Regions from separate parts of the Homo sapiens genome. Here region 2 is linked to region 1. The links are chromatin contacts, found by Hi-C or POLR2A ChIA-PET in ENCODE. All regions are on one chromosome and are shown on one strand. The core of a region is the stretch at or near the end of the contact, and the rest is flanking DNA. Distances in the headings are between cores, read along the strand shown.

What was found. Hi-C counts contacts between places; a loop is a spot of excess contacts on that map. ChIA-PET counts read pairs that join two places held with the same protein, here RNA polymerase II (POLR2A). Pooled maps may share reads with other maps.
Region 2: a loop to region 1 is called in a map of Calu3, with 3 times the contacts of the local background. The contact joins two enhancer-like sites. A Hi-C loop is called at or near these places in 18 of 168 maps with a recorded cell type or tissue (A673, Caco-2, Calu3 and 13 more), 1 of 37 single-sample maps with no recorded cell type and 16 of 50 pooled maps. POLR2A ChIA-PET finds 5 or more read pairs at or near these places in 3 of 52 experiments (GM12878, activated CD4-positive, alpha-beta T cell and activated CD8-positive, alpha-beta memory T cell).

What each region holds. Positions count from the first base shown.
Region 1 is chr15:51,791,358-51,795,951 of GRCh38, reverse strand. The region is part of intron 7 of TMOD2 (tropomodulin 2); the gene reads right to left. Among named protein-coding and RNA genes, the nearest start is that of TMOD3, 36 kb to the left of the region's middle. RefSeq lists an enhancer at 1,062-1,231. Within about 2 kb of position 2,236, at least 2 of the 41 ENCODE cell types and tissues checked have a DNase peak (open chromatin) inside an H3K27ac peak, as active enhancers do.
Region 2 is chr15:51,904,904-51,909,497 of GRCh38, reverse strand. TMOD3 (tropomodulin 3) reads right to left here. Exons shown (of 10, transcript NM_014547.5): 10 at 1-722. The coding sequence ends at 688. It also overlaps the pseudogene RNU6-90P. Among named protein-coding and RNA genes, the nearest start is that of LEO1, 65 kb to the left of the region's middle. RefSeq lists an enhancer at 971-1,140. Within about 2 kb of position 1,902, at least 6 of the 41 ENCODE cell types and tissues checked have a DNase peak (open chromatin) inside an H3K27ac peak, as active enhancers do.

The sequences.
Region 1 (4,594 bases), core at 987-3,486:
CCACAAGAAAAAGAAAAAGAAAGAAAGAGAGAAAAAGTCGGGTGGGGGGTGGGGGGCGGCGGAGAGAGACAGAGAAAAGAAAAACATTTTGAACATTTAAAAAAACTACATTGAAATAAAAGAAAATAATAGACATCTAGAATTACAAAATAAGCATGGCTGAAGACCAAGTTGGTGATCTAGAAGATAACACTGAGGATATTTCCAAGGATATACAGCAAAAAGATGAAGATAGAAATTATGAGAAAACCTTAAGAGATGTGGATGAAAGATGCAGAGATTCAACATTCATCTAAGAAGAGTTCCAGAAGGAGAAAGAAAGAAAGAAAGAAAGAAAGAAAGAAAGAAAGAAAGAAAGAAAGAAAGAAAGAAAGCAAGCAAGCAAGCAGAAGAGAAGAAGTTATCAAATAATTAAGGAGAAAAAATAAATTTCCCAGAGATGAAGAAAGTTACGGATCTTTATCTGAAGGAAATAACTAGACACTCAGCAGAATGAATAAAAAAAACTTTTTTTTTTTTTTTTGAGACAAAGTCTCACTTGACATGTTGCCCAGGCTGGAGTGCAGTGGCACTGTGTCGGCTCACTGTAACCTCCATCTCCTGGTTCAAGCAATTCTCCTGCCCCAGCCTCCCAAGTTGCTGGGACTACAGGCATGGGCCACCACGCCTGGCTAATTTTTTTTATATACTTGTAGTAGAGACGGGGTTTCACCATGTTGGCCAGGCTGGTCTCGAACTCCTGACCTCAGGTGATCCACTAGCCCTGGCCTCCCAAAGTGCTGGGATTACAGGTGTGAGCCACCGCACCCGGACCAAAATGACTCTTAAGTGAACAGACAAGTGAAATTTCAGAATTCCAAGAGGAAAGAGAGTACTAAAAATTTCTAGCAAGGAAAAACAAGTTACCTGCAAAGGATCAAAAATCAGGTCAGCACTAGTCACTACATTGTAAGGCCCATGAGAATGGAGATTTATATTTATATAAGTCATATAATTGTAAATGCTGCTAATAGGTTAATTTTTGGAATCAATCTATATACAAACACAGAATATAATTACAGAAAATGTATAAAGCTCAAATGTGTGAAAATAATGGAATATCTACAATTTGGAAGTGGAAGAGAAAGGAGGAATGGAAAATTAAGTATAGAACTACCCTCATCTTTTATAATAGAGAATAAAAAATTTTCTAAGATGATAAATGAAAAATATAAATTTCTGTATATTACTGGTTTTCTACATTGACCACACATTAGAATGGTCTGGGAGCTTTAAAAAATTTACCCCAGATGAATTAAATCGGAATCTCTGAGGCTGTGGAATGGCCATCTGCATTTCTGAAGAGCTCTCCAGGTGAATAATGTGCAGTTAGGATTGACAACCACTTTTTTCTTTTTTGGTGTAGAAACAGGTCTCTCTATGTTGCCCAGGCTGGTCTCGAACTCCTGGCTTTAAGTGATCCTCCTGCCTCGGCCTCCCAAAGTGCTGGGATTACAGGCATGAGCCAGTAACCACTTTAATTAAAGTCATAAAGACAACAACCAGAAGAATGAAAAACAAACTGCTAATAGTGATTGCTTCTGGGGAGTAGAACAAAAAAGTTCTGAACTATTTTAATTGTTTTTACAGTGGAAAAGACAGGAAGAAGGAAGACGAGAAGTCCCAATATTGGATGAGAACAGGGTTATTTAACCTCAGCATGACTGACACTTGGGGCCAAAGAATTCTTTGTTGTGGGAGGCTGTCCTGTGTATTGAAGGATATTTAGTAGTATCTCTGGCCTCTGAGACTCACTAGATGTCAATAGCACTCCTCCCCATCATGACAACCAGAAATATCTCCAGATGCTGCCTATTGTCCCCTGGAGGGCAAAATTGCCCTAGGTTGAGAACCACTGGACTAGAAGAATAATCCTGTATCTTGGTCAGGCAGTTGCTTGCACTGCAAAGAAAGCTCAACAATTTGGATTTACACTATCGCATACCATGTAAATTAAAGTGCATTTATTCTGTGCTAGGTCCTTGATTAAAATTAAATCTATACATTTTAATCTGATCATCAGAGAGGGATGCATCAGGACTTTCCTTTTGGACTCTACAAGCTTTGGGATTTACTATCATTATTAGAATAACAAAATGTCAGAGCAATTAGGCCTTTACAGAAAGTTGCAGGACCTCCTGGCGAGTTGCCAGGATCTTGCCAATTTCTTTTAAACTTGAGAAAACACTTTCTTGTGCTGAACAAAACAGGGGCGAGCCAGCCAAACACAATACTGGGCTGTAGGCCCAGGTTCACTTCAGTTCAGCAAATATTTGAGCATATTACATGTGCTGGGAATAATAACATTAGTAAAACAAAGACTAGATGTTTTAAATGTAATTGAAGTAGAGTAGAAATACATCTTTAAAGAGAAGGGTTTGCTGTCTGTACTTTATAGGATTGTATGGAAATGCAAATTTCTGCACTGGCCAAATGGTAGCCATGAGAAATGTGGCTACTGAGCCCTTGAAAACTGGTTAGTCTGATTTGAAATGTGCTGCAAACATAAAACACACTGGATTTCAAAGATGTAGTATGAAAAAAAGAATGCAAAATACCTCATTATATTTTCAAATTACATTTTGGATATATTGGTTTAAATACAATACAGAGAGTCCCTGACTTACGATGGTTCCACTTTCCATTTTTGGAATTTACCATGATGTGAAAGTGATACTTATTCAGTATGCTCCTTGACTTATGATGAGGCTATGTTCAGATAAAGATTTTCAATTTACAGTAGTTTTATCTGGACATAACCCCATTGTAAGTCAAGGAGCATCTATTTACTACTAAAATTAATTTTGTCTACTATGTATTTTTTTTAATGTGGCTACTAAATAATTTAAATTTATACATGGGGCTTCCATTTGTGGCTCATGTTTTATTTCTTTTTATTTTTTATACTTTAAGTTCTGGGTTACATGTGCAGAATGCGCAGTTGTGTTACATAGGTATACACGTGCCATGGTGGTTTGCTGCACCCATCAACCTGTCACCTACATTAGGTATTTCTCCTAATGTTATCCCTCCCCTAGCACCCCACCCTCCACAGGCCCCGGTGTGTGATATTCCCCTCCCTGTGTCCATGTGTTCTCATTGTTCAACTCCCACTTATGAGTGAGAACATGCGGTGTTTGGTTTTCTGATCTTGTGATGGTTTGCTGAGAATGATAGTTTCCAGCTTCATTCATGTCCCTGCAAAGGATATGAACTAATCCTTTTTTATGGCTGCATAGTATTCCATGGTGTATATGTGCTACATTTTCTTTATCCAGTCTATCATTGATGGGCATTTGGCTTGGTTCCAAGTCTTTACTATTGTGAATAGTGCCGCGATAAACATATGTGTGCATGTGTCTTTATAGTAGAATGATTTATAATCCTTTGGGTATATGTCCAGTTATTAAGATTGCTAGGTCAAATGGTATTTCTAGTTCTAGATCCTTCAGGAATTGCCACACTGTCTTCCACAATGGTTGAACTAATTTATACTCCCACCAACAGTGTAAAAGCATTCCTATTTTTCCACAACCTCTCCAGCATCTGTTGTTTCCTGACTTTTTAATGATTGCCATTCTAACCGGCATGAGATGGTATCTCATTGTGGTTTTGATTTGCATTTCTCTGATGACCAGTGATGATGAGCATTTTTTCATATGTCTGTTGGCTGCATAAATGTCTTCTTTTGAGAAGTGTCTATTCATATCCTTTGCCCATTTTTTGATGGGATTGTTTGCTTTTTTCTTGTAAATTTGTTTAAGTTCCTTGTCAATTCTGGATATTAGCCCTTTGTCAGATGGATAGATTGCAAATTTTTTTCTCCCATTCTGTAGGTTGCCTGTTCACTCTGATGATAATTTCTTTTGCTGTGCAGAACCTCTTCAGTTTAATTAGATCCCACTTGTCAATTTTGGCTTTTGTTGCGTTGCCATTGCTTTTGGTGTTTTAGATATGAAGTCTTTGCCCATGCCTATGTCCTGAATGGTATTGCCCAGGTTTTCTTCTAGGATTTTTGTGGTCCTAGGTCTTACATTTAAGTCTCTGATCCATCTTGAGTTTATTTTTGTATAAGCTGTAAGGAAAGGGTCCAGTTTCAGTTTTCTGCATATGGCTAGCCAGTTTTCCCAAGAGCATTTATTAAATAGGGAATCTTTTCCCCATTGCTTGTGTGTGTCAGGTTTGTCAAAGATCAGATGGTTGTAGATGTGTGGTGTTATTTCTGAGGCATCCGTTCTGTTCCATTGGTCTATGTATCTGTTTTGGTACCAGTACCATGCTGTTTTGGTTACTGTAGCCTTATAGTAAAGTTTGAAGTCAGGTAGCGTGATGCCTCCAGCTTTGTTCTTCTTGCCCAGGATTGTCTTGGCTATGCAGGCTCTTTTTTGGTTCCATATGAAGTTTAAAGTAGTTTTTTCCAATTCTGTGAAGAAAGTCAGCAGTAGCTGGATGGGGATAGTGTTGAATCTACAAATTACTTTGGGCAGTGTGGCCATTTTCATGATATTGATTCTTCCTATCCATGAGCATGGAATGTTTTTTCATTTGTTTGTGT
Region 2 (4,594 bases), core at 653-3,152, 110 kb before region 1:
GACCTCACTATACTTTTAAATAAAGTATGTAACCTGGCAAAGCTGATGACTTTGTTTTAAGAAGACCTGGGTGTTGCTACGTCACATCAGACAAGTGCAGTAACCTGGAATGCACAGACGACCACCCTCTCTCCCTGGAGACCTGCTTTAGCTCCTACACAGATGACTAGATTTTGAGTTAACTGTTTTAACATTCTGGCATTTTGTTCTCTTGATAAAGAAAAATCACACCCTTGCCAAGTTCATGTATTTTAAAAAATGGAAAACTCTCCAGGTCACGGAGTGAAGAAAACACTTAAGTGTTTTATGTCTAAATGAAGCAATAACAATTCTGATACCAGCAACATCCCTTTTGATTTAAAAAAGATTGGTCCTCACAATGTTCAAATTATTCTACACAAATGACCTGTGAAATTTTTTACAGTTGTATTTTTTTGCCCAAGATTCATCATAAATCATTCAATTAAACTAAATTAAAATTGATTTTAGCAGAAAGTAGAAATGTTTCAGAATATAAAATATCACATTACTGATTTTACAATTTGATAACAACTAAAAAAAAAATGCATGTCACTAAAAAAATTTTTCCAGTCTTTTCCCTTCTACCCAGGAAAATTTTACATGATGTCACCAACATGAGCCCTTGGTGATCTTCTGAAGTCTTCCAAAGATTACACCTTTGCAGACTTACTGGTGATCTCCTTCAACTCGTCTCTTACGCACTATGAGAAAAATAAAAGAAACTATGTTAGAAATCCCTATTAGTTTTTACAATGGTAACTTGCTTATAACAAGCAAGTTTCTGCATAATCCAGTTATAAGTTTTACAAAATTGAAATGTCCATTTCCAGTTCACATGACCACTAATTAAAAAAAAAAAAAAAACAACCTACTTCCCATCATTCACCACTGTCATTTACTTGTTGAGAACCAAGGGGCTTCAACAAAAGAATTACATGCCCTAAGCTCAATGACTCATAGCTGTGCTTACACAGCAGCAGCACTAGAAATCTAAAACAGAATGGTCAGCAATCATCTACAAGTCATTTGTTTTTGTTTATTTTTAACTTTGTAATTTATTAATAAAACAGACATTAGGTCTCACTATCTTGCCTAGGCTGGTCTTGGACTCCTGAGCTCAAGTGATCTGCCCGCCTCAGCATCCCAAAGTGCTGGGATTACAGGTGTGAGCCACTGCGTCCAGCCCAAGTCATTTGTTTACTGAAAAAGTACATACTCAGGTTTTAAAAAACAGCTAATAAATTAGTGTGTTAAATTTTGAAGTGACATTCAGGCAGCTGGGGTTAGAACATATTAAAAGTAACTATTTGCATGCTCTCCTGATTAGACACTACAATGTATTTCCTTAGGCTGTAAAAGAATATACCAAAAACATTTTTGTCATTTTTATAGGTAAGTGATTTGCTACTGCTTTCTGAATTTTCCTTCTTTTGTCTCCTGTAATATAAACCAGTTCAGGGTCTGATAAAACAACAAATGCAAAGTAATGAAAATCTCAGACCCTGGTAATATGGTGTGGTCACTTCCGGCTACCATAAACTTTGGCTGCCTAAGTGGCCAGTCAACTAGCTCAGCTTTTACAGCAAAGAACGGTACATGTATGTATCTGAGACTACCAGCCTCTTCCTGGACTGGTGATGTCAAACTACTCAGGGGTGTTCTCTAGTAGCAGAACAAGGTCTTCAACTTCAGATCTTGCTACCTGCGCTCTCACCTATCAGCCACTAGAGAGCATTCACTGAGGGCCACCAATTCAGGGCTATCAGCATTGTGGCCGGCTCCTAGAGAGGACAAAAACCACAGGTTCCAGAGTTGATGACAAATAGAGTGAATCATGGCTCTGTCACTTCTGTAGTGTGTACTTTGGCCTAAATTGGCTGTTTGACAGAGGAACTAGAAGCCAACAGGTACACCTGGTGTCCTGGCCAGGCCATAGACACTCTGCTCTTGTGCTCTTCTGACTGCTGACTTCTGTTTGTCGGCCTTTAATAGATAAGACCATACGTTCAGATGACGTATATAAAATCTTGTTCAGCCATAGGCTGGGTGCTTGCTTGAAAATAAAACCAGAAGGACTAAAGTATCAGGTTCCCACGAACATTTTTATAACTATCTAATTAAGTTCGCCTGACTCTTAAGTTTATTTTATTTATTTTTTGCCAGAACTCAATAAAAATAGGGATTGCTTCATGAATGTCTGTGTCATCCTTGCAAGGGGCCATGCTCATCTTCTCTGTATCATTCCAATTTTAGTGTATGTGCTGTCAAAGCAAGCAACCGACTCTAATTTTAATCCATGCTAACAAAGACAAGTTTCATGTGTTCACTGAAGTATTAAGAAAAAAAATTAAATGGAGACTTGAGCCCTCAAATATCAAATCATGTATATAGATCTCTGAAAAATATAGAAATGTCTGAAAGGCAAACTTCAGATAATTCTTTTTTTTTTTTTTTTTGAGACGGAGTTTCGCTCTTGTTGCCCAGGCTGGAGTGCAATGGCGCGATCTCGGCTCACCGCAACCTCTACCACCCAGGTTCAAGCAATTCTCCTGCCTCAGCCTCCCGAGTAGCTGGGATTACAGGCATGCAACACCACACCTGGCTAATTTTGTACTTTTTAAAGTAGAGACGGGGTTTCTCCATGTTGAGGCTGGTCTCGAACTCCTGACCTCAGGTGATCCGCCTGCCTCAGCCTCCCAAAGTGCTGGGATTACAGGCGTGAGCCACTGCGCCCAGCCCAGATAATTCTTTAGGGTAGAACATTTCAACGAAAATTTTGAATTGCAGCAGGGTTTGGATGTTACTGGCATACCACTTCAGATGCTATAATGCATGTTATAGAAAAGATCTACAGGACAGAGTGCAGCAAACAAAAAAGGTCTAGAAAATGGAATATGCAGTTAACTAGTGTAAAGATAGTAATGTGAGACTCAAAGGTAAATAGAATATTGCATGTATACCATAGAACCTCTTTGCTGTTACAGCTGTGACACTTCTTAGCTGGAGAGATGGAGAGCAGGTAGAATTATTTCAATGAATAGCTGAGACTAAGAAAACAATGAGAGAGGGAACGATGTTATCAAAATCAGAACTCAAAGATCTGATAAAGCCCCATCTACAAGGTGAAAAAGAACTATATGCCCAGGAGATTCTGTACAAGTTTCAAGTCTTGTTCTTTGATTATCTCTTTTGAGTTAGTACATATCAGGCTGCTGAGACCAATATGTCAGAAAACATGGTCTTCAGGCTTTTCAATCTTTATCTATTAGGCAGAGGTCAGAGTATACAGCTGAAAAAAAGTTAAGCTGAGCAGAAGAATGAGAGGTTGCTGCCGCTGTGTGCACAACAGAGGACAATGGGGCAACGGGCCATTTCTGACCCCTCTTTCTCACCTGGTGCTCACTTGTTACCTTCCAGCAATTCCTCAGCTCATCCTCTAGATGGCAGGCTTATAAATTTTGCCCTATTAACAATTCTTTGGATCTGGTCCAATTTCTTTTTTTTTTTTTTTTTTTTTTTTTTTTTTGAGACGGAGTCTCGCTCTGTTGCCCAGGCCGGACTGCGGACTGCAGTGGCGCAATCTCGGCTCACTGCAAGCTCCGCTTCCCGGGTTCACGCCATTCTCCTGCCTCAGCCTCCCGAGTAGCTGGGACTACAGGCGCCCGCCACCGCGCCCAGCTAATTTTTTGTATTTTTAGTAGAGACGGGGTTTCACCTTGTTACCAAAACACACTCCACTGATATAAGTTGTCAATACGCCACCATTAGTTAATTGCGAATGTCCTAACTAACTTCATTTTCTAACTCTAATAGAGCAATAAGAGCAGTTTTTGTTTTTGAAGTATCTTAATCATGTATTCGGTGGCCTCTAATGGCTCTCTAATGCCTTCTGCATAAAATCCAAATAAATCAAAGTTCTTTAACCATGTAATTTCAGTGTATTCTACCAACACTCCCTCTTAAATTTATTTATATCACTTTTTTTTTTTTTAGACAAAGTCTCACTCTGTAGCCCAGGCTGGAGTACAGTGGTGCAATCTCGGCTCACTGCAACCTCCGCCTTCTGGGTTCAACCAATTCTCATGCCTCACCCTCCCGAGTAGCTAGGATTACAGGTACCTGCCACCACACCTGGCTAATTTTTGTATTTTTAGTTTCACCATGTTGGCCAGGCTGGTCTCAAACTCCTGACCTCAGGTGATCCACCCACCTTGGTCTCTCAAAGTGCTTGGATTACAGGCGTGAGCCACTGCACCCGGCCTCAATCTGCTGATACCACTTTTTAAATGTTAGCTTTAAACAACAAGTACTCATTGAAAGTTTATTCAGGAGCCAGCATCATGATATGAGTCAGTTCTTAAAATCCACAGGCTGCCATCAGCATATAAATAACTTGCTTGCTCTCAAATTTGAGCTTTTATCTGTAATTGCCCTATCCAGGAATGTGCTTATTGTCATTTCATGCATGAGACCCACGTTTGAAAATCTAGTTTGGATCAGAATGAAACAGTGTAACTGGGAGTCTAGAGAGTTCCCGGAACAAAGCTGCTTGCTTTCTCTCGCTTCTGCTTTG